Regions from separate parts of the Homo sapiens genome. Here all the other regions are linked to region 3. Evidence: chromatin loops called from intact Hi-C (ENCODE). Cell type or tissue: HCT116. All regions are shown on one strand. Links, peaks and the distances in the headings refer to the core of each region. The heading gives the core; the rest is flanking DNA. Region 1 overlaps CMIP (c-Maf inducing protein). Region 2 overlaps CMIP (c-Maf inducing protein). Region 3 has its middle 18 kb from the start of MIR4720.

Region 1 (9,848 bases), core at 969-8,968, 220 kb before region 3:
CCTGGGCCTTTCCCCTGCATGGGGATGAGGGTGATGGATCCCGCCCTCCTGAGGGTGCAGCCAGTGGGGACATGACCCAGGCCCTGCCCTCAGCTTCCCGTCAGGTGGGCTTCCCCTCTCTGAGCCCCAGGCACTTTGCCTTGGTGCTGGGGACTTTGAGGGTTGTGGTCCCCCAGCGCCAGCTCCCAACACAGAACATGGAACAGACTCATTCCCGAGGCGCCGCAGCCACTCATGAGGTGGAAGCGAGATTGTGACCCTCGCTGGGAGGCATCTGGCTTTGGCACGGTCCTTTATCCTCATCCTTTATCCACTTGGACGCTCAGTCCCCTCTGCTATGAGATGGGGGAGGGATGTGGACCCCACAGAACTGTTTCCGGACTCAGGAGCACAGGGGCACATAGTGCTGGACACAGGGGACACTCCGTGGCCAGAGCCGGGCAGAGACAGTCTCGAGGGCGGGCTTCCCACCCACCCTAGCCCTCCCAGGCCATGAGTCAGCCGGGACCACCTGTGGAGGCTGGAAGGGGCTGCCAGGGAGACAGGCCGAGCCAGCTGCTCCCACCATGTCGGACCCACTTGGAGACACTGATGATGGCGCATGAGAGGCTCCCACGCGTGGGCTCCTACCAGGATCCCTTCTGCCTGCTGCACAAACAACACAGCCTTCGATCCTCACACGGCCCAGTGACGAGACGCCATGATCATCCCCATTCCACAGAGGAGAAAACTGAGGCCCAAAGAAACACACTCCAAACCAGCATACTCATAGTATCCCCACAGGCCACACACACACTCACACACACATAAAACAGTCATCCCACATGCCACACACACACACTCATAAAATAGTCACCCTACAGGCCACACACACACACATTCATAAAATAGTTGGCCCATATGCCACACACACACCACACACACACTCTCACAGTCACCCCCACACACCACACATACACAAACACACACATAAAACAGTCACCTCACATGCCATGCACACATACTCATAAAACAGTCACCCTACAGGCCACACACACACACATTCATAAAATAGTCGCCCCATATGCCACACACACACTCAGTCACCCCCACACACCACACATACACAAACACACACATAAAATAGTCACCCCACAGGCCACACACACACACATAAAATAGTTACCCCACAGGACACACACACACACTCATAAAATAGTCACCCCATATGCACCCCACACACACACACACACACACACACACACTCTCTCTCTCTCTGTCACTCCACACACCACACACACACCCACACCCACTGTCATAAAATAATCTCCCCACACCACACACCCTCATACAAATGACCCCACATGCCACATATACACACAAATAGTCACCCCACACACCACACACACACACTCATAAGCCACCCACACACCACACACACACGCACACCGTCACCCCACACACCACTCACACACTCATAAGCCACCCACACACCACACACACATGCACACCCATAGTCACCCCACACACCACACACACACATGCTCAGTCACCCCACACATTCATAAAAGTCACCCCACATGCCACACATACACACACACACTCATAAGATAGTCATCCCACACCCCACACACACTCATAGTCACCCCACACGCCACACACACTCATAAAATAGTCACCACACATACTCAAAACAGTCACCTCACACACCACACACAGACACACCAGTCACCTCACCACACTCATAAAATAGTCACCCCACACAACACACAGTCACACTCAGTCACTCTCGCTCTCACACACACTCACACATTCACTCTTACACACATTCTCACGCGCACACACACTCACTCTCACACTCACACACCCCACATTCTTTTCCACCTTTCTCCACAGAGGAGGGACAGAGGCCTGGGCCTGGATGCGGTGATCGAGGGGCTGTGGCCACCCTAGGGGGCTGGGAAACCTGCCCAGCAAGAAGAAGGCAGCGTGGCCAGGGCAGGCAGCCAGAAAGGATCCAAAGCTGGGCTGGGATTTTCCCAGAGCCAAGGGCACTCCTCTGGCCCTGGCAGCCCTGGGACAGGAATACAGGCCAGCTTCTTGTGACACACAGTCTGCTCATTGGTCCCCGGCTCTGGGGCTTGGCCCCTGGGGCTGTTCTGAGTGACCTCACTTCCCCTGGGGAAAAACCATCTTGGTTTCCAGGACTAGTGTGCCTCGGCCTGAGGAACCCCTCTCAGGAAGCGAGAAGGTGGAGAGGCACCAGGAGCTCCAGCTCCCATAGCAGGTGCATCCTGGCTTCTCGGGGCTCCTCTAGGAGCCTGGTGTGTGTCTCCTCACAGCCCAGTAGCCTGGACCTGTCACCTGGGCCTGTTCACATGGACAGACTTGTCCCTCACAGCTGTGCATACCTGGGTCTCTCACCTTGAAACCCTGGACACAGAAACAGGCCAATCTTCTCAATGCTTTGTAAACACACACGGTCCCCTCACAGCCTGAACACGCTCTTGGCCTTGCCCCACAGACTGGGCCTTCATGGCCTCGTGTGCACACAGGCCTGTGCCCTCACAGCCTCATGTGCAGACAGGCCTGTCACCACAGGGCTTGGCCTCTGAGGGCCAGGGCATGAGCCAGGAGGTACATCTGAGTCAGAAATGAAGCCTCATTAACCCAGAATAACTATTTAATGCTTCCACACCCCTGGGAATTAGCCTCAAGGGCTGAACCACCCAAACCAAACAGGGCTGGCCTCCCCAGGGGCCCTCAGGACTGCAGCTTCTGCTCTAGCGAATGCTGGGAGGTGGAGCAGCCATGGGCTGGGAGATCCTGGCCCTCCTCCTGCAGGCTCCAGGCCTCCTCAGATCTCCCAGACCAACATGGCAGAGGCCAGGCCGGGAGGGCTGGGAGGAAGAGCAGAGCTGCTCAGAGAAAGAGGCAAAGATGTTCAGGGTCTAATCCCGCTTGCCTTCTTGGTGGCCTTGGAACCTTGTGCGACTGACTTATCCTCTCTACACTCAGGTTTCCCCATCTGCAAATGTTGATAAGAACAGAACCTATTCAGTGAGAGGAAGTAATTCACAAAATGCAGTGTCCATTGCCGAGCAAACTCCTCCAACATGGGAGCTACAACCGTGTGTGAACAGCTCAAAGTTCTGAGCTGATGCCACAAAAACAACACTGTTACCCAGACGGAAAAGCGTGACCAAGATGACCTGGATATTTGCCTTCTTCCACAAAACAATTTGAGGTCAATTCCATAGCAGCGGTTGTCAATCGACCCTGTTATCATGACTGTCCCCATAAGGAACCCTAGTGTCTCCCTCATCTGTCCTCCCTTTGGAAGAAATACTCAAGAATAAGATTTCATTGAATAGGGTCGAGCTTTGGAGGGCCACAGACTATTGTAATCATTAAGATTTGTTTAAGTGTCAAGGAACCAATTTTGGTCCCATTAGGGGTGATGCTGCCCCTGTTGGGAATGGCCTAGAGATGCAAGTCCAACTTGATCAAAACTAAGCAATGGGGACACAGTATTTAGGAGGTGGCATTTTTTTTTTTTTTTTTTGAGACGGAGTCTCGCACTTTCGCCCAGGCTGGAAGTGGCATTCTTTACATACAGGAGAACGTATTCTGACAGTATGTGCACCGCAGCCACAGGAGACAAATGTATATTGGTGTAGGAGAGAAAATGACAAAAACAAGATAGCATTAGGAGATATACCTAACGTTAAATGACAAGTTAATGGGTGCAGCACACCAACATGGCACATATATACATATGTAACAAACCTGCACGTTGTGCACACGTACCCTAAAACTTAAAGTATAATAATAAAAACAAAAGAGAGTTAAAAAATTCAAGCTGAGGTGGTGGAATTTCTAAAGGTCCTCAATTTTGATGTTCCACTGATTTTTTTTTTTTTTCAGTTAAAGACAGAGAAAAGAGAAAAGAAACAAGGAAGGAAAAGAAAAAGAAAAACCTCAAATAGGTGGTTGTAAATAAAGAGGGGAGAGAGAGTGGCTGTATCAGCAGAAGCAGAGGGGTTATGTCCTGGGAGGGCTGTGGAGTCCCAATCTCAGAGAAAAGCACGGTGTGATCAAGGAGGAGGTAGGACAGCCCCACAGATCTGGATTGAAATCTGCTGGGCAACTGTAGGCAAGTCACTTGATCTCTCTGAGCCTTGGTTCTATTACCTGCTTAACGACAATGAACCAGAAATGACCTAGCCAGCCCTGGCATCTCACATGTACTCAGTAACTGCATCTGTATTAGGTGAACACTTTCTGGAATCTGCCCACAGAACCAGGATCCAAATTCACGTTTCCCAGCTAATTTGGCTAGCTGGCGGTACCTCCAAAACACCTTACGTTTCTTTGCCATTTTAAAAGGAAGGAGAGCATGCCTTCTCAAATATCACCAAAACTGGGTACAAAGAGCCACAGGAATTGAGATCAAGTTGCCAACACTGAAATATCACTGCCACCTGGTGGCAGCATACCTAAATTATTGGGGGGCAATTGTCCAAGGAGAAACACTGTGTCTGAAGCATGCTGTAGACACAGCCAAAGCTTACACCCTGAGAGCAAAGACTACCATTGATCACCTGGCAAGTGGGCCAGCACACACCCAGGCATCTGCCAGTTCCTTGACATCCTGATTTAGGTTTTCTGAAAATTTTTTAAACTGCTTGATTAAATTTAGCAACCATAAATAAACCGGATGCCACCATAATTGAATGCAAACATCCAGGTCTTCATGAGAGCTGCTAGAAACACAGTGATCCCAGTTCTGGACTTGCTCAATCAACTGTCTGAATCCCACATGCAAACCTTAACATTTTTGGGGTGGGGCATGGGGGTCTCACTCTATCACTCAGGTTGGAGTGCAGTGGACCAATCTTGGCTCACTACAACCTCCATCTCCTGGGCTCAAGTGATCCTCCCACCTCAGCCTCCCAAGTAGCTGGGACCACATGGGCGCACCACTACGCCCGGCTAATTTTTTGTATTTTTGGTACAGATGGCATTTTGCCATGCTGCCCAGGCTGGTCTTGAACTCCTGAGTTAGACTACCCGCCTGCTTTGGCCTCCCAAAGTGTTGGGATTACAGGCATGAGCCACCACACCTGGCCAATCCTTGACATTTGAATGTTTCAAGGCCGAGCTTTTAAATCATCTTTCTAGCCAAAGCCTCCTGAAGTCCATTTCTATGCCCATCATGTTGGTTGCCCCTTGCAGCTGTGCAATACTCACAGATTTCACAAATGCTGCCTTCCAGGTGCACGTGTAAGTCACTGTTGAAAATGTGGACCAGGGAAAGGCAGAAAACAGAGCCTTGTGGGATACCGCACCTGACAGCCTTCATTGATACTCATCTTGGCCTCCTTTTAAATAAGGCATTTTTCCCCCAACCTGTCGGGTAGGCAGTGTGTCTCCAAGTACATTCTGCCGTGTCCTGAGCTAAGAGAAAATGCAAGGCTGTCACTTTCTGAGGCCCCACAAGTAAAACACCATGGGGAAGGGAAGAGGTGGTACCCCCGTGACCAACACCGCTCAGTCCTCCCTCTCAACTGCTTTGGCATCTGACCCCCAGACGGTCCCCAGTAGGTGCTGACGAATGTCCCGCCTGTCTTCAGACACACTCGTACCCGGGCACAAAGAGAGACCCAGGCATCAGAGATGTTCTCCCAGTGGATACAGAGCTCTCAGTAGCACCTGCTGATCACACGAGCAGGTGTGCACCACCTTACCTGCTTGGCTGACATCTATGCCTTCCCACTCTACTACATTCAGAAATTTCCAGTACATACAGGTACTGGAAAGGTCGAGCTGAGCCCTGCCTCAGCCCCTTCCTAACGATGGGAGCTTGGACTCCAGTCTGAGCCTCATCTTTCCCGTATGGAAAATGGCAACAACGATAATCATCAACCTTATGCGGTTGTGGTGAGGGTGAAATGGACATGATGAGACTAGCAGAGCTCCTGGCACACAGTAGGAGCTCAAAACACGCCAGTCCTGGCACACAGTAGAAGCTCAGTAAACACTAGTTCTCTTCCCCTTTGCAACCCAACGTGGAGACTCAGCTCAGCTTCTGAGACTTGGCCCCACAGCACAAAGCAAGAGGACCAGTAGCTGACAGAGGAAAGGAGGGGAGTGGCCCTCTCTGGGACCAGGAAAGTAATTATCTGGGGTTGCCTTTCTGCCCCCAACCCTGGCCGTTGGGGGAGCCCCTCTGGAGCCATGAGAGGAATCCTGAGTGTTCCCTGGGTCCTCCCAACACGTGACATGGCACCCAGCTCTGCATGGGGCCAGCTGTTCATCCCCTGTGGCTCCCCAGCTTACTGTAAGGATGACAGCTTATGACACACTGGTCATTCCAGCCATACCCGCTGTGGGGCCAGGGGCCTGTCAAAGCTTGTTCTAAACCAGAAGATCAGAAGACAAGGAGAGACAGGGAGGCAGGGCAGGAATGAGAAGCTGACTGTACGTGCTTCACGCCCTGGTCCTGACGTCAAGGTTTCCATCGCCTGAGCCATGGGGCACAACTCAGGCTCCTCGGGTGGCTGGGGGACCCCTCTTAGAAGATCTGCCCCTGGGTCTCCAAGAAGATGAAGTTCCCTTTATGTGCCAGAAAGCTCTGAACCATCCTATGTAGAGCCAGAATCAGAAAATTAGGCCACAGAATCCGACAACTGAAAATCAGTGAAGACTACAGAAATAGGGCTCAGGATTTTGAATCTCTGTTAAGTTTACACTTGGCACAGCCTTTGGAAGTTACTTTCAACTAAGCATCTTGAGCCCCTGAAGTCCAGCCTCCCCGGCTGGACTCCCCTCAGGGTCGCCCTCACTCTGAGAGCAAGCAGTTCTATGATCCTTTTGAAGCAGGAAAACAGCTATAGGGTTTGAGAACACCAGGGCGAGAATGCTATTTCAGCACTGCAGGGGACAGGAATTGAACAGCAGAGGACGAAGGGCCAGGGGCTCTTAGGTAGGGGAACAAAGTTCCTCAGCTGAGCCATCTGGAAGGCATGAGTTCTCCACTTTCATGCCTCTGGGTGACAGATTGGCTTTAAGCCATCGCACCACTGCCTGAGTCGCTTTAAACAAGCAACCGAGTCAGTACTTACCTTCCATTGCAGAGAATGGAACCACTGGTCTCGCAGGTAGCTATTGGCAGCCTGTAACGACAAGAACAGGACAGCAAGGTCCGGTCATCAGCTTGCGGCATCTCAGGGCATTTCAAGGCCAGCATGTGAGCCCCCAAGCCTGCTCTGTAGACAGCGTCTGCCCTGTGACCCTAACAAGCCTGCTGAAAGATATGCTAAGCTGAGCCTGTTGTGTGCAAAACCAAAACAGAAGGGCTGGTCAGGGAGGATTTCCTAAAAACAAGACATCACTAGCACCGTGTGCTTCCTTTGCTGTATATGAGTGACTTCAGACACTGCTGACTTGAGAGCTTTAACTGCACACACAGCTGGACTTAGGGGCATGGGAGGGAATGGGATGAACTGGTTGGAGGCCTGGGAGTGAGGATGGTGGGGGCTGGCTGGGGGCCTGTGTATGAGGACTGTTCTAGGAACTTGGCTTTTGTTATCCACGTAGTCTCTCCTTGGTCCTCACAGCAGCCCTATGAGGTGGCACCTATCATTATGCCCATTTCACAGAGGGAAAAATCGAGACCCTGAGATCTCACAATGAAGTGCATTCAGACCCAGGGTAGCCTGGCTTCCAAGTCTGGGCATTTAACCATGACCTTCTCCTGCCAATGGCAGAAGATCATGGTAAACGGCACCCAGCAGACCTAGGCTAAACATCACAGCGGGTGAAACAAAACCTTCTCAGCTCCACCCCACACTAGCTGTGAGTCTTTGGACATCTCAGCCTCAATTTTCCCATCTGTAAAATGGGGACAATAACCCTGATTTTCCAGGGATGTTTTAAAGACCAGAAATTATTCTTGTAGAGCATCTAGAACCAGGCTTGGCACATGGCAGGTGGTCAGAAATGCAGCCATCGTTATTATTATTGTTATCATTACCATTGCCATCATCCAGTCCTTTCCAATAAAATGCAGCCCAAGGCAGCCCTCCCATCCCTCATGAGTATCACTGCGGCTCTCACCTCCTTTCTCGGTCTGCTAACAGAACAGTAATGCTATGGTGTTTCATGGACGCCAGACACAGCTCTGAGTCCTGTGTGTGGACTGGCTCATTCAGTCCTTACAAGACAGCCCTGTGAAGTCGGTACTGTCATCTCATGGTACAAATGAGGAAACTGAGACTTTGGAAGTTAAAAACTTTCCTGAGTGTTCACAGACATGTGGTGCGGGGCCAGGAATTGAACCCAGGTAATCTGACCCCTGCTGTAAACCACAACACCGGACCATTCTGAGTTCCCCATTGGCTACCCCTCCACCCCAGGCTGGGCCGAAGTGCAGCGTGCGTTCCCCACCAGAACCCACAACCCTCTCTCCAAAGTGACCCTGCCTCTGACGGTTCAGGGGGTCTGACGAAGGCTAGAGTCTCTCTCCAAGCACGAACATCCACCTTCTGCCTCGAGGCACACAAACGCGCACACACACACTCAAGCATGTAACCGCTTTGTTTCACCCTTGTTCGAGGAGATCCGGATCACGCTACAGGTGACCACCTCCCGCTCCCCAAGTCATCTACGAAACATCAGCTGCTCTCCGAGGTCAGGGTCTGGAGCAATCTCTGGCCTTGCATAAATGATCCATTCCAGTAGCAAGTGTGGTGAGGACTCAGGCTCTGGTGAGTGAGCTCAGGGACTCAGAGTTTTGAACCCTGGACTGCACGAATCCACACCAGCCACCCTGATGCTGGTGGAGCTTGAGTCTACCCAAGTGCAAAGCAGGCAGGAGGCAAGCCCTCCGTGTGACACAGGAACTCCGACAAGGGCTGAGCCTCTTACAGGTGCAGGTTCAAGTCTCGGCTCTGTCGTGTCTAGTGGTGTGACTGCAGCAAGTTGCTTGACGACCCAAGCCTGTGCCCCCTGCCCAGAGTTGCGGAGGCCAAGGAGGAGAAACAGCCCCCTGGAGAGACTGTTGCTGAGCTCCCTCCCATCAGCACTGCCCAAGCTCTACTGGTCTTGTGACAATTCCTATTCATTAGGATGACAAAATACACCCTGCTCGGGGAGAGCTGTGCGAAGATCCCAAACAATGAGCTAATCCATGAAAAGTGCTTCCTCAGCACGGTGCCTGGCACGTGCAAACACTCCACAAACAGGGGCCAGCAGCGTCAGCAGCCACGGCCAGGTCTGTGCTGATAAATGCTTAACATCAGGCTCTCTGGAACAACAAGCCCTGATCCCGGCGTGTGCGGATTTCTGTGTTGTGAACAATCCCATTTTGGCTGATTCCACACCTTCAAGGGGATGCCCCTGGGCCAGAGCTGGGGAGAGACGGGCACGATCAGCTCTGGTGGGCAGGTGCAAGCTGGGATGAGCTGGCTCCAGGGCATGCCTGGTCCACATCCATTCCTGTGCTTCCTCACACACCAAGGGGGCCAGAGAGAGAAGGAGGTGGTAAGGAAAATAAAGCCCCCTAAACATGTTCCATCCTAAATCCCTTGTGATTAAGTTATCCTGCGTGGCAACGGGACTCTGGATGTGACCAAGTTCAAGGTCTTGAGATGGGGATGATCTAGGTAGCCCAATGAAATCACAAGGGTACTCACAAGAGGGAGGCAGGAGGGCAGAGTCAGACTAAAGCAGAGGTCAGAGTGATGTGGCCATGAGCCAAGGAATGCGGACAGCCTTTAGAAGCTGGAAACGAATTCTCCCCGAGAGCCTCCAGAAGGAACATAGTCCTGACACCTTCGTTTTAGCCCCATGGGACCTGTGTTGGA
Region 2 (9,848 bases), core at 721-8,720, 290 kb before region 3:
AGTGGGGAAGTGACACTGTGGCTACCTATAATGGAAGGGGTGTTATCAATCCAGCTATCACTGGGTGGGTACTGGCACCAAATCCCACCGGGGGACTCTAAGAAATGGTGGAGAAGCCATGTCTCAAACATATCTCACTGAAGGGGTGAGGGAGCTGGGGTATTTCTACACACTCTCCCCAGAAGGGACTGGTTGAGGGCTGCTCCAGGAGATCAGAAGGCATGAATTTCCTGCCCCTTCCGTCCTTCTGTGTACACATGTGTGAGTATATGCATGTGGACATACAAAGTCCTTCAGCAAAGAGGTGTGGGTGCTGGCATTTGGAAGTTGGGTCCCCCATGTACTGAAATGGAAGGGTCTAAGGGACATGGAGGAGGGAGGGTGGGCAATGTCCTGGCCAGGCCCCAATGAGCTGTGTGACTCTGGGGATTGCTTTGCTTCTCTTTGATTACCTGAAAAGTGGCAGGTGGTAATACCAATTTCTGGGGTTTGGAGGAGAATTCAACGAGATTGAGGTCCACTCAGGTCCAAGTACTAGCTGCCCCGCATCCCGCCCTGGCCCCCCCTGGCCTGCTGGGCAGGGGAGTGGTCCGGAGCAGCCGGGGACTCACCAGCTCCTTCAGCTCCCGCTGCCGGTCACACAGCTGCTCGTACATGCGCTTCCCCACGTCTGTGCTCTCCAGGGTTGAGATGATCTGCAGTTGGGTGTCGTTGTTGTCGATGATGTTGTATTCCAGCATCAAGCACAGGATCTGTCCAGAACCGCAGGGGTGCATTACGGACCCGGCCTGCCACCCTAGCTCAGCACACTCTGTGCACCCCAAGGGCCTTGTTTTGAAAACCAGCAACCCCACTATCCCCTTTCTGCAGCCCCGGCTGTGTAAGCCTGGGCAAATCACCTGCCCAACTTCCTGCTTGTACAATGGTAGCACCAGTGACCACGCACTGAGGTTCTCCAGGTTCAAATGTCAATGGACATGGGAGTCTCCCAGGCATCTGCTTACCGTGCGGTGTCTGGACATGGGGCAGGCCCCCGGGGGATGTTTGCAGGCCCCTGAGCACTGGTGGAAAGGCCAGAAGTTAAGACACCTCTCTCTCCCCAGTTCCTTCCCCAGTGGCTGTCATGAAGTAGGTGCTCAAACTCACGGAATGGCTCAGAGCCCTGGGCCCATCTACCACACAGCTTCCTAGAGGGCCTCATGACTGCACATGTGGCTCTTCGGCCTGGGGGTCAACACGCCTGACAGCCCTGCCTCTGACATTCCCTTTCCAATGACGATTTTTTTTTTTTTTGAGATGAGGTCTTGCTATGTTGCCCAGGCTAGTTTCAACCTCCTGGGCTCAAGTGATCCTCCTACCTCAGCATCCCAAGTTGCTGGAACTACAGGTGCATGCCATGGTGCTCAGTTCTAGAACTTCTCACTCACCAAGGAGCAGGTCACTCAGCCCACGCTTCTCACAGCGCCTCTTGCCTGTCTCCTGTCTCCCTGCTCAGCCCTCCCCCATGGCCTCCGAATCCCTGTCACAGGACAGCCAAGATTAAATCCAAACTCCTTCCCAGCACCTCTAGGTACCCAGAAGGCTCTTCATGCCCATCCAGCCACATCCCAGACCTCTTGCCCCTTGGCTCCCTGTGTTCCAGCCACCCTGGCCTCCAGCAAGCCTCCGCCCGGGATGTCCCCACAGCCTGCTCAGCTCCCACCTTCCCGCTGCCTCTTCCCCAGGGCTCACATCTGCCCGAACTCTCATTTCCACGGGAGCTCCCATGGCTTTGCTGCGCCTGCCAACTCTTCGATGCTCTTCCCACTGAGGGGTGAAGTCTAGCTCCCACGGCTTTGACTGAGGGCCGGCCGCGGTGACTCACTGCCAGCAGGAGGATGTGGCAGAAGTGATGCCGCCTGCCTTCCAAGGGAGGCTAAGTTAAAAAGTGACATGGCTTCTGCCTTGGTTCCCTTGGGACAGTTGCTCTGGGAGTCTCAGGCTTCTGGGGACTTTGGGACAGTTGCTCTGGGAGTCTCAGGCTTCTGGGGACTTTGGAGCGTGCAGGGAGAGAGAGGAGCAGCAGCAGGTGAGGGGTGACCTGTGGGGCTGGGTGTGTGTGTTCTTGGCAGGTGGACAGGCTACCTGGAGGCCACGAGGTGAAGGGTGCGGCTGGGGAGCCCCAGCCGCCAAAGCCCTCATTGTCTGAGGCCTCTTAGGCCAATGCGAGAAGCCTTGGGGCTAACCCAACCTGGCCCCATCTGACTGATGAGGCCCCAGGTGAGAAGTGCGTAGCTGCGCCCAGGTACCCCAATGCCCATGTGCAAAAGAAATGAACGATCTTGTTTTAAAGCCCTCACTTAGAGGTGGTTTGTTACACAGCAATAAATGAGCAGAACAGAAGCGTCCCCAACCCCACTGATCAATGGATCAGCTGGATCACAACAGAAACAAATACACTGCATGATGAAGGCTCGAGGCTCCCACTAAGCTCAGGACGGCTGGGACTGCACGCCTCACCCACTGCCCCCCGTGCCTGCAGCAGCTCCTGGCTCCCAGCAGATGCTCTATCGGCACGGACAAGGGACGGGGAGCCAGCCACCCCACCAGGGACCCCGACCAGCTCCTTACCTCCACCATGGTCTGGTTCCCCCTCAGTGCCAGGAGCATGCAGGGACCCAGCTTGTTTTCTGCCAGGGAGAGCAGGAATTTTTTGGTCTTGTAACAGGAGCCCATGAGGATGTGCACCTGTGAGGCAAGAAGGCCCAGGTGAAGGGACAGAGACACCCAGTGCCAGCCTCCAGCGTGCTGGCAGGAAGTGAGCCCAAGAGCCGTTGAACAGACCTGCCTACACGCTGTCCAGACAGCCAGGTGTTCTAGGATCACCAGGCCCCAGGGGGATGCAAGAAACCCCTCCCTGGCACACGATCTAACCCAGATGAACCCTGAGGACACTATGTTGAGTGGAATAAGCCAGTCGCGAAAGTCACGTTCATGATCCCTCTTTTCATTCTGTCTTTTGCCTTTTAGTAGTACCTGATTTAACTATAAGCCCCAGCTCAGCAAGGGTATCTTTTGTATAAATCTATAATACTAAATGCAATAAAAGCTGACTAGAATGCAATTTAAGGTCTCTTGATTTAAACAAATGTAGCCCTTGCTATTTTTATTTTTTTTGAGATGGAGTCTCGCTCTATTGTCCAGGCTGGAGTGTGTAGTGGTGCGATCTTGGCTCACTGCAACCTCTGCCGCTTGGGTTCAAGCAATCCTCCCACCTCAGCCTCCCTAGTAAGCTAGGATTACAGGCATGCACCACCATACCTGGCTAATTTATTTCTATTTTTAGTAGAGATGGGGTTCACCATGTTGGCCAGGCTGGTCTTGAATTCCTGAACTCAAGTGGTCCACCCAACTCGGCTTCCCACAGTGCTGGGATTACAGGCGTGAGCCACTGTGCCCGGCCCTTGCTAGTTTTTTCAAGAATCTGTAATAGAATCTCTAAATATGTAATCTCCTGCCATTATAAAAGTTCTGATGTTTGAAACACTTATTACGTTGAAGTTTTAAGCAGAAGGAGACTCTGACTCCACTTACATGAGGTACCTGGATAGGGAAATTCAGAGACAGAAAGGAAAAGTGGCTGCCAGGGACTGAGGCCGGGAGGAAGGGGGAGTCAGTGTGTAATGGATGCTGAGTTTCAGTTTCGGAAGATAAGAACGTTCTGGAGATGAACGGTGGTGATGGTTGTGTTACAACATGAATGTCTTCAGTGTGACTGAACGGTGTGCTTACAGATGCACACTTTTATATGATGTGTATTTTACTGCCAAAAACAAAAAAGCCCCCTCCCCTGCTCCCCTCGGGAGTCTGCTGACAGTTGATCCTTTGAATTCCTGGCACCGCTGGAACCACGTAGAAACTTCTAGGCAGCCTTCGCACATGTATGGGGTAGGGGACGTGACGAAGCCCAGCCACCTCTGCCAAGCCCGCTGTGAGCTCGGAAGGGTGTTTTGGGAGACTGCCTGCGCCCCAGGAATCCAAGAATTGGCAAATCCTGCTTCCTCTTGGGTTATGTGTTGGGCGGTCTTTTGTTCTGGTGCATGGGCGATGGGGGCCCAAGGGCAGGGGTCCCCGGTCACCGGGGCTGGGGGGAGGCCTCGACACCCCATTGGCTTTCCTCCAACTTCACACAATGGCAAATGCCCTTGGCGGTGGAGAAAGCAGCCTCATCAAGGGGCCGGCTTCCAAGCCATGCATCTCCATGGCAACAACACACTTCCATCCAGCGGCTGCCTGCTTCCTTCCTTGTGTATATTTTTTCCGCTCCATCATGAACAGCTCTGGCATACAAATGCAATCTCTCGGGCTGGGAAGCCGCCAGCTCCCTGCGCTTTCTTGCACCGAATCCTCACATTGTAGGGTGGGGGCGGGGGCGGGGGGGCGCAGCTGAGCGTTGCTATGGTGAAGCTGTGACATCAGAGGAGAACCCGAGAGGTGACCGAGAGCGCGAGAGAGGTGGTGCAGGCTGGCAGGGGCAGGCATGTTCCTAGATGCGCAGGGCCCTGAGAGGCCTGGGGTGGCCGGCGAGGAGTGGCGAGGGAGTGCATGAGGCAAAGGGCCTAAAAATAAGCCCTTTTCAAGAAGCTCCCAGGGGCAGCGCCTCAATTTGTCATCGCTGCACAAACATCTCTGCTGAGTTCAGTGTGGACAGCCAAACCAGCCACCCAGCAGAGAGGAGAATCACCACCGGCGTCATTTCCGAGCAGCGACTGTGCCGGCCCGCCGGGCGCCGTGCATCTACTGTTGCATGCGATCGCTGCGGTAACCTCGAGAGGCCAATGCGAGGCTCCCGGACGAGGGGCTGAAGCTGGCAGAGGCAAGTTACCAGCCCAAGGTCAACAAGCTAGCTCCCAGCAGAGCTGCGACTGGAAGCCCAGTTTGAGTGTGGGAGCACCAGTGACCAGTAAATGGAGCTGGTTTTCTCAGCAAGTGGAGTCGGCGAGGCTGCTGGCCACTAGGGTGCAGCATCTGCCCTGGGGGAGGAAGAGTCTGTGGCCCTTTACTCCTGGAAGAAGCCATGTGTGCCTGGCCAAGGAAGGGCTTGGAAACAGAAGGCCTGTGGGACCCCAGGCACGCCACCGAACCTCTGTGGGCCTCTGTTTCAACAGAGGTGTAATTCAGCAACAAGGATGCAGTACAGATAAAAAAGGATAGTGCATATGAAGTGCCGGATACAGTGCCGGGCACAAAGAAAGTTATCATGGATGCAGCTATTGGTTTGGTGACCTCAGACCCCTCATGATAGTGGGAACAATCCCCCTGACCGCGACACCTCCTTGTAAGGATTAAACAAGCTGGTGGACCTGCAGTGCCTTCCAGAATCCCTGGTCCCGTTGGGCACTCAATTTCTTGTAGGAACATAACCATGGCAATGAACTGTGTGACCTTAGGCAGTAACGGCCCAGGCTTTAGCTGCCTTGGGTATAAAATGGGGCAATGACATGTGTCGTCTTCTCACTGTGCTGTGAGAGCTGAGTGCAACTGGGAAAGCCAAGTGCTTGGCTTGGAGCCTCAGATAAGAAATGAGTAAGTGACAGTCACGGTCACCATCACCACCACCACCACCACCACCTTCATGATCAGCACTGTGTTAGCCGGGAAACTCCGGGGCTGGCCCCAGGGGATGGGGGACGGCTGTTTTACTAGTCAGGCATGGCAAGCCCAGGGACCCCTGGAAGTCACCCCACTGGGGTCCCACTGCGTACCATGCTGGCGAACAGCTCCCCGTCATCGTCGCAGGCCACCCCTCCGGGGCTGTAGAGCTGGAACCAGCCATCTTTGCCGGCCCGCACGCTCAGCAGGCATGAGTGGACCTGCCAGACAAGGGAAGACACAAGTGTGAGCTGCATGCAGCCCCGGTGACAAGGGCGACCATGATCTGCACACATGAATGGGAAAGGCTCAGGCAAGTCCTGCAGTCAAGAAACCCGCTTAACTTTGTTTCCTCCAGCAACCCCCAGCCTTCCACCAAATGCCATGAAAGGTCTTTCGGGAAATACCGTGGCCCCCACACCCCAGGGGACTCTGGCTACTGGCTGTCAGCTGCACAGGAGGGAGGGCAGGCCCCGGCTTGATTGGCTGATCTGAATGAAGCGGGCCTGTGGCTGCAGCAGGTAGAGATGCCCAGAGCAACCGCCCACAATCAGCCCCTTTTCCCTTTCTCCTGCCCCCTTTCTCCTTCTGCTATGCCTTCCTCTGGGTGGGGCCATCTCCTGGGTCTCCGTTCTCTGTTTGGTTCTCTGTCCTCCTCTCTCTGTGTTTCTAACTCCTCTCCCGTGCTCTCTGCCCTCTTTCTCTAGAAACCTCTCCCTGCTGCCTCTCTGGGGTTCTGCTGCCCCCAGCACTGACTCTCCCTCTTGGGTGTGTGCCTTCTGCCCTCCCTTTCTTGACTTGTGCAGGCACCATCCTCCCCTCCAGGTATCTGCCCTGCTAATCTCTCTCTCTCTCTCTCTCTCCCCCTCTTTGGGACTCTGCCACCCTCTCTTGTTAGGTCTCATCCCCACTTCCTTCCCTGAGTCTTTGTCCCCCTCCACTGAAGGATCTGTCCGTGGCTGGGGGCAATTTCAGTGCCAAAAGCACAGCTCTCACATTCCTTCCCAGAGCTGTGTGTCTGTGTGGATGGGCCTGTTTGTGCATGTGAGCACACGTGTGTGTGTGTATGGGAGGAATTCCACATCCACTCTGGCCCCTGCTGTGATTACACAGAGAGAGAGGGAAGGAGGGAGAGGATGGAGAGCGGGGAGAGTGAGGGAGAGAGACAGAGCATGAGAGCAAGGGCGTGCAGGAAACACAAAGGACTTTTCCCCACCTCCTCCTGTCCTCCGAAGAAAGCTGAGAGAAGTTCCTCATCATTTCCTTTAGGAAAGGACGATTGGCTGCCAAGAATCTGTTACCCACAGATATTAAACTGATCACAACCCACACACGAGCACACAGAAAACAAAGGCAGTGGCTTTTATTTTTCCCTCTGAGCTGGAAGAATATCAAGGGTTCCCTTATCGACTTCAAAGCAATAAGGACTTAGGAGTGTTGAGATGCTATTCAACAAATATAGCAAATAATTTTAAAGGAAACAACTTTGGCTTCATTTAGGAAGGAGAAGGTAGAAGGGAAGGGAGAAAGAAGAGTGAGGAGGAAAAGGGAGAGAGAATCAGCAGAGAAAAGAAAGAGGCAAACAGGAGAACAAGGGCCTGGGTGTGGGACCTTGGCCAGGGGAGCTGGCTCCTTCCAGACCGGCAGGTCACTCGGGGCCTCATGCACATTTCCCTGGTTTGAGAATTACCCTCCCAGCAGCTGGCCCTGCCTCTCTACTCTGAGAAGCAGCTGATGCCACTTTTGTTCTCCCAGCGTCAAAGGCTGGGTTTGAATTAAGGCTCAGTTCCCAGGAGAATTCTGAGACGCTGTCTTCACAGGTGGCAAGGAAAGACTTAAGTTTAAGAAAAATGGAGACACTCACTGGTCCCTGACATTTAAAAGCACCATATCCACCGTTTCTCCTTTTTCCCTCCATGCCTGAGGAACACTTAGGGAAATCGGTGTTTAGAATTGCGGTGTTTTGGAACTAGAGTCTTCAAGATCCCTCCAGAACTCGGTTTTTCAGTGTGGCCTGGAGACCAGCCCCTCAGAACCACTTGGGATGCTTGTTCAAAACGCATCAAAACGCATATGCTTGGCTCCACCCAGGCCCCGTGAGCTGGAACCGGGAAGGGATGCGGCGGCAGGGGGGTCTGCCTTTTGAACAAGCTCCTCAGGTAATATAGTTTGAGAACAAGTACTCTAGAACTTCTGGAATTACAGCCTGATAAACTGTGGGTTCTGAGTCAGAGAGACCTGCCATGGTTGGACATGGCAAGACCTTGGTGTCCATGTGTCCTCAGATTCCTTCTCAAACACCATGCTCCACCCTCCAGACTAAGGTCCAGTTTGACCCATTTAGCTAAGTCCAGCCAGTTCAGTACCACCTTCTCCAGGAAGCCTCCTGGGGATGGCTCTATGGAGAGGAACTCCCCCTGTCCTCTGCTCATCCTTCCCCCTGTTCTGCCGGGAGCACGAGTCTAGGTCTGTCCTCAACTGGGAGTTAGGGCGCTACCACACCCAGAACTCATGCACACAGAGAAGCAGGCTGTGAGCATCTCAGAGCACAGCACACAGTGCAGTGAGATGGTTATCAGCACCAGGCTCGAATCTTGCCTCAGTCGTGGACCAGCCGCGCAACACTGGGAATACTATAGAAGACACTCACAGGGATGCTGTGAGGCATGAGAAAAGGAATGTGTGTGACCCGGGGCACAGCACCTCCTAAAAGACAGCTGCTGGTGCTGTTACTATCAGATGATGCGGGCCCAGGGCTACAGGCTGGCTTCCTTGCCTGCCTAGGTCCCTGCCCATGTGCACAGGCTCAGGGGCAGAAGGTGGAAGGCTGCCCTCTCCCTGGAAGCCCAGCTTTGGTGAGGGACACAGCAGCCCTTCAGGGAAACCCTTGGCCACCATGACCGGGAAATAAAAACCCAGCTCTGAATCCCAGCTCAGATTCCTTGCTCTGCCCAGTGATTCACATAATAGCAGAACCAGACAGGATCAAAATGCTGCCTCAGAGCTGGTTGAGAGCTGCCATGCCAGCCCAGCCCGAAATCAAGGCCTCGGCTGCGGGCAGAAACCACCAGCCAGTGGAAAACCACCCCCGGTGAGCCGGCGTTTACAGTAAAACACTGACATCACAGGCTGGGCTCTGCACCAGGCGGGGATGTGTTTATACACAGGCAATGGGTCTCTGAAAGCTGTTCTGAATGCCTGTTGGTGACAAGCTTCAGAAGGCCTCTAAGGGGCCCTCGTGCATCCTGCCATCCCCAGACAGCCGGCCTGAGATGCAGAAACAAAGGCCTCACCTCTTGCCTGGGGTCTTCGGCGAACCTCTGAATCACGTACTTCAGTTCCCTGGAAGAGACGAGGCGGCCGGAGTTACTGCCGGGGTCTGGAACTGAGTGGGAGGTGTGGGAAGGGGAGGGGATGGTGTCAAGGAAGAACGGGCCAGGGAGCTGGGCAAGGCGGTGGATCAGGGACACGTGTCTCAAGAGAACTGCCAAGAGGAGCCACCACTGCCTCCCAGAATGCATGGGCCACGGAGGGAAGACCTCAGGACAGAGGCCGTGCGTGCCAGAATGGAATGAGGGCGGTGCCCAGACACTCACTTGGTGAACTTCTCATGTGCGAGAGCTCTGCAACAAAAACAGGGGAAAACACGGCGGTTAACAGAAGCGTCGGAAACAGCACAATGTTCCCAAGATTAACCTCTGGGGACGTCTAGACTTTATGTCTGATTCAAAGAATGAAGAGGAATGTGAGTGAAATGCCAACATTTTGTCCCCACTCAAAGCTCCAAAACAAAGGCCTTCTTTGAGGAGGCGGCAGATCAGAGCAACATGAACACACTGGGCCCCCCATTCCCGAAAGTTCCCTGTGCCCACACCTGTGAATAAGAGGGGCTAAGCTGCTGCCTGAGCATGTGTGGGTGCATGTGGGCTCCGGAGACCCAGGTGTGTTCATTAATTGTTCCACGATTAAGGCGGGCGGCACTCATTACTGCACACATCAGCGGCCATGGGGGACCATTCTTCTAAGACAGTTGCCACAGCCAAGAGCGCCCAGGCCTATGGGGACGGGGACTGAGGCCAATGACGTCACGACTCTGCTGAGACTGAGCGCCTCTTAGGAGGTGGATTTCTCCGGCCTCAAGTACTGGGGACCCTCGGGGACTGGCCAGGCCAGCACATGGGGCAATTACTGCGTGTAATGTGCCCTTACAGAGGCAG
Region 3 (9,848 bases), core at 1,148-9,147:
GGAGGCAGAGGTTACAGTGAGCTGAGATCGTGCCATGCACTCCAGCCTGAGCAACCAGAGTGAAACTCAAGAAAGAAAGAAAAAGAGAGAGAGAGAAAGAGAGAAGGGGAGAGAGAGAAGGAAGGAAGGAAGGAGGGAGGGAGGGAGGGAGGGAAGGAAGAAAGGAAGGAAGGAAGGTAGGAAAGAAAGAAAGGAAGGAAGGAAGGAAGAAAGAAAGAAAAAAGAATGAAAGAAAGAAAGAAAGAAAGAAAGAAAGAAAGAAAGAAAGAAAGAAAGAAAAGAACATGTGAAGGAAGACCTGGCAGGGTGGGGGCAGGACCTGACCCACTAGCCAGGTTGCTCTCCTGGAAACAGGGTTGTCCCTACTGGGGTTGGAAATTTGTCTCCATAACGTGTGAGTGTGGGAAGCACTGGCATTTGGTGGTGGCAGTGGGCAGGAAAGCTAGACAGACAGTCCCTGATGACAAGAATGGGCCCTCGGCCCCCAGGATGGGCTGCCGTCTCTCAGGACATTCACGTAGGCGAAAACCCTGCTTGAAATTATCTGTGTCTGGAATCTAACTTCACTTTACATAAAAAGGCCGTTTTTTCCTGCTCAGTTTTCATTGTCCCTGCATTTCCCAGGAGCACAACCACAGCGTAAATGGAGGTAAGGTTGTTCTTTGTTTCATTTGGACGTTAACCAAGAGTTGCTCACCATTTTGGAAAATCACGTCACTGAGAGCCTGCCAGCCTGTGATGTTTGAGTCACCCACAGGCACACCTGTGGCCATCTGTGCTGTGGCTGCAGCCTTCCTGGGGATTCCTGAGCAGGAGCAAGTGGCTTACTACTTCTTTATGTCTCTGGGGTAGAGGGGGTTCTAATGTCCCCACATACAATTTTATGTCAAATTAATTTCTTTTTAATCCTCCTTTATATTGTAAATAGGCATGATATTGATGTATCTGAAATCACATGTATAGCTAAATTATATACCAGGGAATTCAACTTCAAGACAGAAAGAAACATTCAAAATATTAGTTTTGACCAGGTACGGTGGCTCACGCCTATAATCCCAGCACTTTGGGAGGCCAAGGTGGGAGGATGGCTTGAGGCCAGGAGTTTGAGACCAGCCTGGGCAACATAGCAAGGACCCATCTCTGTGAAAAATACAAATATTAGCTGCGTATGGTGTCACGTGCCTGTAATCCCAGCTACTTGGGAGGCTGAGGCAGGACAATTACTTGAGCCTCGCAGTCTGAGGTTACAACGAGAGCTGTGATCGTGCCACTGCACTGCAGCCTGGGTGACAGTAACAGAGCAATATTTTCTATATATATTTTGGAAAAATATTATATTTTGGCAGGATGGGGGCCGGACATGACCCATATACATAATATATATATCTATATATATATATATTTTGGCTGGGCGCGGTGGCTCACACCTGTCATCCCAGCACTTTGGAAAGCCGAGGTGGGGGGATCACGAGGTCAGGAGATTGAGACCATCCTGGCTAACACTGTGAAACCCTGTCTCTACTAAAAATACAAAAAAAGACAGGCACGGTGGTGGGCGCCTGTAGTCCCAGCTACTCAGGAGGCTGAGGCAGGAGAATGGCATGAACCCGGGAGGCAGAGCTTGCAGTGAGCCAAGATCACACCACTGCACTCCAGCCTGGGCGACAGAGTGAGACTCCATCTCAAAAAAAAAAAAAAAGAGATATATATATATATACACACACATACACACACACACATATATATACACATATCTATACACACACATATGTATACACACACATATATATGCACATATATACACACACACACATACACATATATATACACACACACAGATATATATATATATCTGTATGTGTGTGTGTTTATGCAAGAAGCATTGGGTCTGAACGCTCGCAAGGCCCTGTATCAGGAGCCCAGGAATATGTTGTGTGAACCAGGGCTGAATGGAGCACTCAGCTTGCCCAGCAGCAGCTGGGGGCATGGCCATAAGCAGTCCAGATTCCAGGGAAATGAATCAGTAACCCGGGGATGAATCAGGAGACGGGAATTGCAAGTCATCCCACCTCCACAAGGTGGAAACTTAGCCAGCACCTTTACCCGGCGCTGACCCACCCGTATTCTCATAAGAATGTCTGACGGTGGAGACGCTGATCCTGAGAGGAACCTCAGGCACGCAGGTTCCAACCCGGAGTCAGGCTGGAAAAGTTGAGGCTCTTCAAAGAGACTACGACTTTGAACCTGGGTCCATGTAAGCTCCAGTCATCCTTCAAGGAATGTGACTAACGTCATCCATTGATGAGGGCAGGAAAATGTCAGATAAAAGACATTTTCTGATAAGTTAACAGGTTACTTTCACAGTATGCACATTCTAAAGCCCTTGTTTTCACAAAGAGAGAGGAATACCTTTTATGTTAATAATAAAAAGTAGTTTCCCTGTTTGATAAATGTGCAAATATTTAAGGCTGTGGAGAAATAGGGACACTTTTATACTGTTGGTGGGAGTGTAAATTATTTCAACCGTTGTGGAAGACAGTGTGGCGATTCCTCAAAGACCTAGAACCAGAAATACCATTTGACCCAGCAATCCGATTGCTGGGTATATACCCAAAGGAATATAAATCATTCTGTTATAAAGATTCATACATGAGTTTGTTCATTGCAGCACTATTCACAATAGCACAGACATGGAATCAATCCAAATGTCCATCAATGACAGACTGGATAAAGTAAATGTGGTACATTTACACCATGGAATACTATGCAGCCATAAAAAGGAAAGAGATCATGTCCTTTGCAGGAACATGGATGGAGCTGGAAGCCATTATCCTCAGCAAAGTAACACAGGAACAGAAAACCAAATACTACGTGTTCTTGCTTATAAGTGGGAGCTGAACATTGAGAACACATGGACACAGGGAGGGGAACAACACACACTGGGGCCTGTCAGCAGCGGGGTGTGAGGTGAGGGAAAGCATCAGGATAAATGGCTAATGCATGTGGGGGGCTCAATACCTAGGTGATGGGTTGATAAGTGCAGGAAACCACCATGGCACACGTTTACCTATGTAATAAACCTGAACATTCTGCGCATGTATCCCGGAACTTAAAATAAAATAAAATTTTAAAAAGTGGAATTTGGGGGTGTCACAGTTCCTGCCTGGGCCCCCCATGGTTGGGCTCTGGCTGTCACTCAGAGGGATGAGGCTGGAGTGCCAGGCCCCAGCCAGATCAGGAAAGGCCTCAGAACTCACATTAAGGAGCTTGAATTTCATCCCGAGTTTATTGGGAAATTGTTGGTGGATGTTAAGTAGGAAGTAATGTGATCAGATTTGCATTTTAGAAAAATCAGTCTGGCTGCAGAGTGGATGGTGGAAGGGAGCAGGGCAAGGCTGGAGCCAGGGAGGACAGTTAGGAGACTGCTGGGGCCATCAGGGTGTACGTGTGTGTTGGGGAGGGGGCAGTGGTGGTCTGAGTCATCCAGAGGGCATATTATGGTGGCATGGATCATTTGGAGGGGGGGGGTATGGTGATGGCTTGATTCATCTGGGATGGGGTGGGGTTTACAGTGGCCCCCATCTTCTGTGAGGCTGGGGGAAGAAGTAACTGTGACCTGGATTAATAACTGGGCAGTGGGGAAAAGAGCCATGTGCAACCTACCCTCTGTGGCCCGTGCCAGGCACGGCTCATGTAACCCTCCTAGCAAACCTCTAGGGTAGCTCCACTGTGATTACTGCCAGCATTTTACAGGCAACGGCACAGGTGCACAAAGGGCTTACCCTTGCCACGGTCACAGCGGCGGGACCCCGGCCTCAGCAGCGGGACACCAAAGTCTGAGCTCAGGCTCAGAGAGACGTCCCAGCACTGTTTCAGAGGCAGCACTGTGGGGTCTCAGGGCTGGATTCCGGCTCGGGGGCAGGGTAACTTGTGTCTGGGTGGACTGTTCATGGGCTGCCCACCCTCACATGTGGACAAAGAACTCAGTTCCTGCTGTTCAGCCCGGAGCCGCCACCTCAGACCTGCTCATGCTGCAAATGGAGGGAAGGTGGCCCTGACCTGGGTGGGTGCAGAGGCGGCGCAGCTTCCCCAAGGCAGGCATGGACCAGACCGAGCTCTGACGCTGAAGGTCATGGGCAGCCCCGAGTCAGGGCCATGAAGGGTGCGGGGGACCCGGCCCACCATGCCTCTCCACCATCGCCAGTGTCCAGCGATCCCTTCCGCACCGGACCTGCCTGGGAGGGGAGAGGACAGCGGCCGCTACCTTCTTCTTCGCCGCGGCCCTCGTGGGTTTGGGGCGCCCTCTGCTGGACGCTTTTATGGCCTGCGGTCTGATGCCAGGACGGCCTCAGGGGTTTGGTGACGGGACTGGGAGGAAGTCACAGGGAGAAGGTGGCCGGCCGATCCCCTGCCGTGAGAAGGAAGACACAGGGCAAACGAGCCTATGCTTTTCATCTCCCAGTTTTCGTGCCTCTTTCAATAGGGGTCTACCCCGTCGGCACCCCTAAATCCCCCACCCCATCACCCACTACAGACTTTTAGTGCATTTTTTATTTAGAATTCATTGATCCCACAATAATCAATTAAAATAATATTATTTATTCAAATTATTCAAATATTATTCAAATTATTTTAATGGTTGGAAGTACTCTTCCTGCTTATGTATTGATTTATTGGCTAGTATTTGGGTGCACAGAACCACTCCCGCTAACAGCTCTCCCTGGAGTGGCCATGGTATGCCCCATTCTCCATCACCCAGCTTCATCTTCACTTCTATTTTTTTTTTTTTTTTTTTTTTTGAGACAGAGTCTTGCCCTGTCGCCCGGGCCGGAGTGGAATGGTATGATCTCGGCTCACTGCAAACTCTGCCTCCCCGGTTCAAGCGATTCTCCTGCCTCAGCCGCCTGAGTAGCTGGGATTACAGACAGCCACAACCACACCCGACTAATTTTTATATTTTTAGTAGAAATGGGGTTTCTCCATGTTGGCCAGGCTGGTCTCAAACTCCTGACTTCAAGTGATCTGCCCGCCTCAGCCTCCCAAAGTGCTGGGATAACAGGTGTGAGCCACTGCACCCAGCCAAATCTATTATCAAGCCCATTATTCAGATGAGAAAACTGAAGTCCTGGCAAAGATTAAGTCCCGTGTCCAAGGCCCTCGATCAACGCTGGGCCAGATTCCCAGGCCAGTGCTCTCTTTTGCCTTGCCAGCCCTCCTGGCAGAGCTATAGCAGGCCCTGGCTAACACACAGGGATCCCCGACTTGTGCCTGCTATGCCTCAGTTTCCTCCTCTGCAAAATAGAGATAACGATAACAGCACTTACCTCAGAGGGATCATGTGAAGAGGAAAGGAACTAATACTTACATATATAACATTCTTGGCCAGGCGTGGTGGCTCACGCCTGTAATCTCAGCACTTTAGGAGGCCAAAGTAGGAGGATCCCTTGAGCCCAGGAGTTTCAGACAAGCGTGGGCAACGTAGTGAGACCATCTCTACAAACAATTTACAAGTTAGCCAGGTGCAGTTGCATGCACCTGTAGTCCCAGCTACTCAGGGGGCTGAGGGGGGAAGATCGCTGCCCAGGAGGTCAAGGCTGTAATGAGCCATGATCGTGCCACTGCACTCCAGCCTGGGTGACAGAGCAAGACCCTATCTCAAAAGAAAAGAATAAGCATTAAAATACATACATATATATATAAAATAAAATCCTTAAAGCCTGGCACAAGATGACTTCTCAACAAATGTGGGGGCGAGACGCGGTGGCTCACACCTGTAATCCTGGCACTTTGGGAGACCGAGGTGGGCGGGTCATCTGAGGTCAGGAGTTAGAGACCAGCCTGGACAACATGGTGAAACCCTGTCTCTACTAAAAATACAAAAACTTAGCCAGGCGTGGTGGCGGGCGCCTGTAATCCCAGCTACTCGGGAGGCTGAGGCAGGAGAGTTGCTTAAACCTGGGAAGTGGAGGTTGCAGTGAGCGGAGATTGTGCTACTGCACTCCAGCCTGGGCGACAGAGCAAGGCTGTCTCAAAAAAAAAAAAAAAAAAATCAACCAAACAAAAATGTGGGGTTTTAGTATCCACCAGCCTAGTACTCTCAGCCCTGGTTGCAAATCCACCTGGGAGATTGATTGTAATTAACCAATTAGAGCAGGACTGCCTCTAATTGGTCTCAGGTGGAGCCCAAACACGGGCGTTTGTGGAATCTCCCCAGGTGGTTCTCATGTTCAAGCAAAGGTGTAAAGTGCCAGGCCAGAGCCTCCACCGCAGGGCTGGTGTCCTGGGTGCCCAGGACAGTGGGCGGCAGCTGGCAGGTGCCAGGAAATGCTGAATGGCTGCTTCATCGCCCTTGGTGTCTACATTGCTTGTTACTCAGCATCGGGAGTTTAGATGTCATCTCCCATCAGTTAGGAGGGAGGTCACCCACTCAGACCTAGGTCATCGGCTCTGAAATAAAGATGGGCTTTGTCCCATTCTGAAATTCCCTAATCCAAACATGAAGTCATCCCAGCCCTGCCTTTGGAAGTTCCACTCAGGACTGAGCCAAGAAGGAGCCTGCCTCTTTCTTTCTAAAGTCACAGGCTGCGGGGCTCTGGATTCCCGGGATACGTCCAAAGGAGAAATTTGGGTCTAGCAAGGATAGGGGGTTGAGCAGAGGTCACTGAGCTCCCGCCACGGGCATGGATCCGGGCTCACCCCTGCCAAGTTTCTTGAATCCCTCTCCCGGAAAGGATGATAAACATGAGTCTTCATTTCCTCAACCGAAAATGCCCTGCAGGTTCAGGATAGGAATGATGACGCGGGGCTGGCCTGCGTGGGGTGGGGCTACTGCACAACAGTCATGCAGGCTGGTGTGTGAGCCTCCCGGCAGCTCTTCCAGGATCAGCTGGTCCCCACTTAAAGACAGCTGTGGCTTGGAGGGGTTAAGTGCTCCAGAATCCATGCACAATTTGTTGGAGTGTGAAGCTATCCATACCTCTTCTAGTCTGTCTATATGGCAGAATAAGATGCGGCTGAAACATCAGGCAGGGGCCCAAGAGACTTTCTTAAATTGTCTCTTTAAAATAACATGATTTCCATCCTGGGCAACAAGGCAAAAACCCGTCTCTACAAAACGTACAAAAATTATTACTAGCTAGGCATGTGCCTGTAGTCCCAGCTACTTGGGGTGCTGAGTGGGGAGAATCTCTTGAGCTCGAGAGGTCAAGGCTGCAGTCAGCCATATTCATGCCACTGCACTCCAGCCTGGGTAACAAAGTAAGACCGTGTCTCAAAATAATAATAATAAAAATAATAATAATAATAAATGATTGGCTAGACGACGTAGCTCATGCCAGTAATCCTAGCACTTTGAGAGACCAAGATTGGAGCATCACTTGAGGCCAGGAGACCAACACTAGCCTGGGCAATAAAGCAACATCCTGTTTCTACAAATAATAAAAATAAAGTAAAATAAAATAACATGATGGAAGATGAAGAACAAGTCTGGGAAGCTACGTGTTTCCTCATGGAGAGATTGGATCACCCTCATCTCCAGCTTGGTGTCTTGTGACAAGAGGATGGCACCGCAAATGTTTGTTGACCTAAACATTTATTTATTCACTCTTCAAAAGATATTTATTGAGCGCCTACTGGGCATTGTATGAGCACTGGGAAATGGAAAAGAAACAAGACTGACAAGGTCCATGGGCTGATGGAGCTGATATTCCAGTGAGTGTGTGGGGAAAGGGGTGGGCAGGGGAGAGAGACAAAAAAGTAAACAAATAAACAAAGATGATGAAAGATCATAATAAGGGCTGTGTATCAGTTATCTATTGTTGTATAACAAACACTCAACAATGTATGGCTTAACACAACCTCCATTTATTTCCTCACAATTCTGCAATGTGGGCTGGGCTCAGCTGGGTGGTTCTTTTGCTGGTCTTGTCTGAGGTCACTCACAGCCTCAGTTGTCTGTCATCAGGTGGCTTGAGAGGGACTAGTCTGAACAATTAGACTTACTTTTTTTTTTTTTTAAGTTGAATTTACTTTAAATGCAGAAACCAAAGCATTTCACAGAAACCTCCAGCTGAAAAATCAGAAGGTACGGCCATCCTGAGCCCACATTTCTGCATGGCAGCAGAGCATGTGCTGGGCAGTGGCTGCCCCCAGGAGATGGGGCATTGCTCCCCAGGTTCCCACAGCGCTGGCTTCTCTCTGGAGATTTCTAACACTGAGCCTATGTATCCACTGCCATTAAGACCCCTCAATGATTGTTGTTCTGACTATAGAGCTGAGAGGAAAGTGACACCTCTCTCCAACCCATGGCTCTAATCACAGTGGAAAGTGAAAATGGGCTGAGAAGAGCCTGCTTTTGGTTATTTGTATTCGTTATTTCTCACCACCTTTGCTTCACTTTTGTAACCACTTTGGCCTTTGCAGCATTTTAACCCTTCTGATACAGAGTGGGAGGAGAGGGGCAGAGAAGTCTTCTGTAAACAGGTGACTTTGATGTTGTGTCCTGGAGGATGAGAAGTTGGTAGCTGGGCATAGTGTTAGGGGGAGATGCAGTACCAATGTCCTGAGAGAGCCCCATGGCTGCAGCCCAAGGTAAGGGACTTCTTGCAGGGTCTCAGAGGGCATGTGCAAAGTTTGGGTTTCATTCTCAATGCAGTGAGACAGGAGCAGGAGGTTAAATGGTGCAGCTGCCGTGGAAAACAGCTTGGTGGTTCCTCCTGCTAAACATGGAGTTACCGTATGATCCAGCAATTCCACCCCTGGGTATATAGGCCCAAGAGAAGTAAAAACAGGGACTCAAATGCTTGTACTCAAATACTCATAGCAATGCTATTCACATTAGCCAAAAGGGGAAACAACCCAAAGGTCCATCAATGAAGGAATGGATAAACAAAATGCAGTCTATCCATACAACGGAATATTATTCAGCCATTATGAAGGAATGGGGCGCTGACCCATGTGACAATAGGGATAAACCTGCAAAATACCACACGAAGGCAGAGAAGACCATCACAAAAGGCTACTTACTGCGTGGCTTCATTTATATGTGTCCAGAACTGGCACATTCCTAGAGACGAACAGCAGGTTACTGGTTGCCAAAGGCTGGGGAGAGGGGGAATGAGAGTGACTATTCATGGGTACGGGATTTCCTTTGAGGGTAACAAAAAAATACCTTTTGGAATTCGATCAATGAACGCCCAACATCATGAATGTGCAAAATGCCACTGAATTGTTCTCTCTAGAGTGGCTGACATTTGGTCAATTTTACCTCAATTAAAAAAAGGAAAAAATGAGGCCAGGTGCAGTGGCTCACGCCTGTAATCCCAGCACTTTGGGAGGCCGAGGCAGGCAGATCACTGAAAGTTGGGAGTTCGAGACCACCCTGTCCAACATGGTGAAACCCTGTCTCTACTAAAAACACACACAAAAAATTAGCCAAGTGTGGTGGCGCACGCCTGTAATCCCAGCTACACCGGAGGCTGAGGCGGGAGAATCACTTGAGGCAGAGGTTGCAGTGAGGTGGTGTCACGCCACTGCACTCCAGCCTGGGCAACAGAGCAAGACTCCATCTCAAAAAAACAAAACAAAACCAAACAAAAAACAAACAAAAAGGAATAGAAGATAGGGAACATAAAAGAGAAACAATCAACACTGCGGTAGCTACGTTGCTGGTGATATTGAGGAAATGAGGAAGCCATTCTCATACCCAAAGTGGTGTTTCCTGTAGACAACCTAGGGGTGTGCAAGACTCTGGCTGGAGAGGGGTGGGTTAGCGGCACCAGGAGGGGTCCTCCCACGTGTGCACCTGCCAGCTTTCCTGGTGGCCCCCCCACCCCCCGTGATCTTGCCCC

Evidence for each region. Hi-C counts contacts between places; a loop is a spot of excess contacts. Peaks named below come from ENCODE experiments on the same cell type or tissue, not always from the same donor. Only the 100,000 strongest peaks of a DNase experiment are listed, where the experiment ranks them.
Region 1: it touches region 3 in a loop (8-fold over the local background); 55 of 110 quality-filtered maps call a loop at or near these places.
Region 2: it touches region 3 in a loop (9-fold over the local background); 35 of 110 quality-filtered maps call a loop at or near these places.

What each region holds. Positions count from the first base shown.
Region 1 is chr16:81,618,185-81,628,032 of GRCh38, reverse strand. CMIP (c-Maf inducing protein) reads right to left here. Exons shown (of 21, transcript NM_198390.3): 3 at 7,107-7,157. Among named protein-coding and RNA genes, the nearest start is that of MIR6504, 12 kb to the right of the region's middle. RefSeq lists enhancers at 29-650, 1,832-2,021, 4,536-4,605, 8,930-9,530 and a silencer at 4,366-4,415. In HCT116, for the core only: a CTCF peak has its summit at 4,471 (motif pointing left); a DNase peak (open chromatin) is centred at 4,472.
Region 2 is chr16:81,692,564-81,702,411 of GRCh38, reverse strand. It overlaps CMIP (c-Maf inducing protein), which reads right to left. Exons shown (of 21, transcript NM_198390.3): 12 at 9,228-9,254; 13 at 8,925-8,973; 14 at 5,745-5,852; 15 at 2,611-2,727; 16 at 612-752. Among named protein-coding and RNA genes, the nearest start is that of PLCG2, 82 kb to the left of the region's middle. In HCT116, for the core only: a CTCF peak has its summit at 4,998 (motif pointing right); a DNase peak (open chromatin) is centred at 5,001.
Region 3 is chr16:81,398,166-81,408,013 of GRCh38, reverse strand. No RefSeq gene overlaps it. Among named protein-coding and RNA genes, the nearest start is that of MIR4720, 18 kb to the right of the region's middle. RefSeq lists enhancers at 4,187-4,266, 9,666-9,848. In HCT116, for the core only: CTCF peaks have their summits at 2,002 and 4,310 (motif pointing left); DNase peaks (open chromatin) are centred at 2,093, 4,323 and 6,793; H3K4me3 peaks cover 2,708 bases; H3K27ac peaks cover 4,123 bases.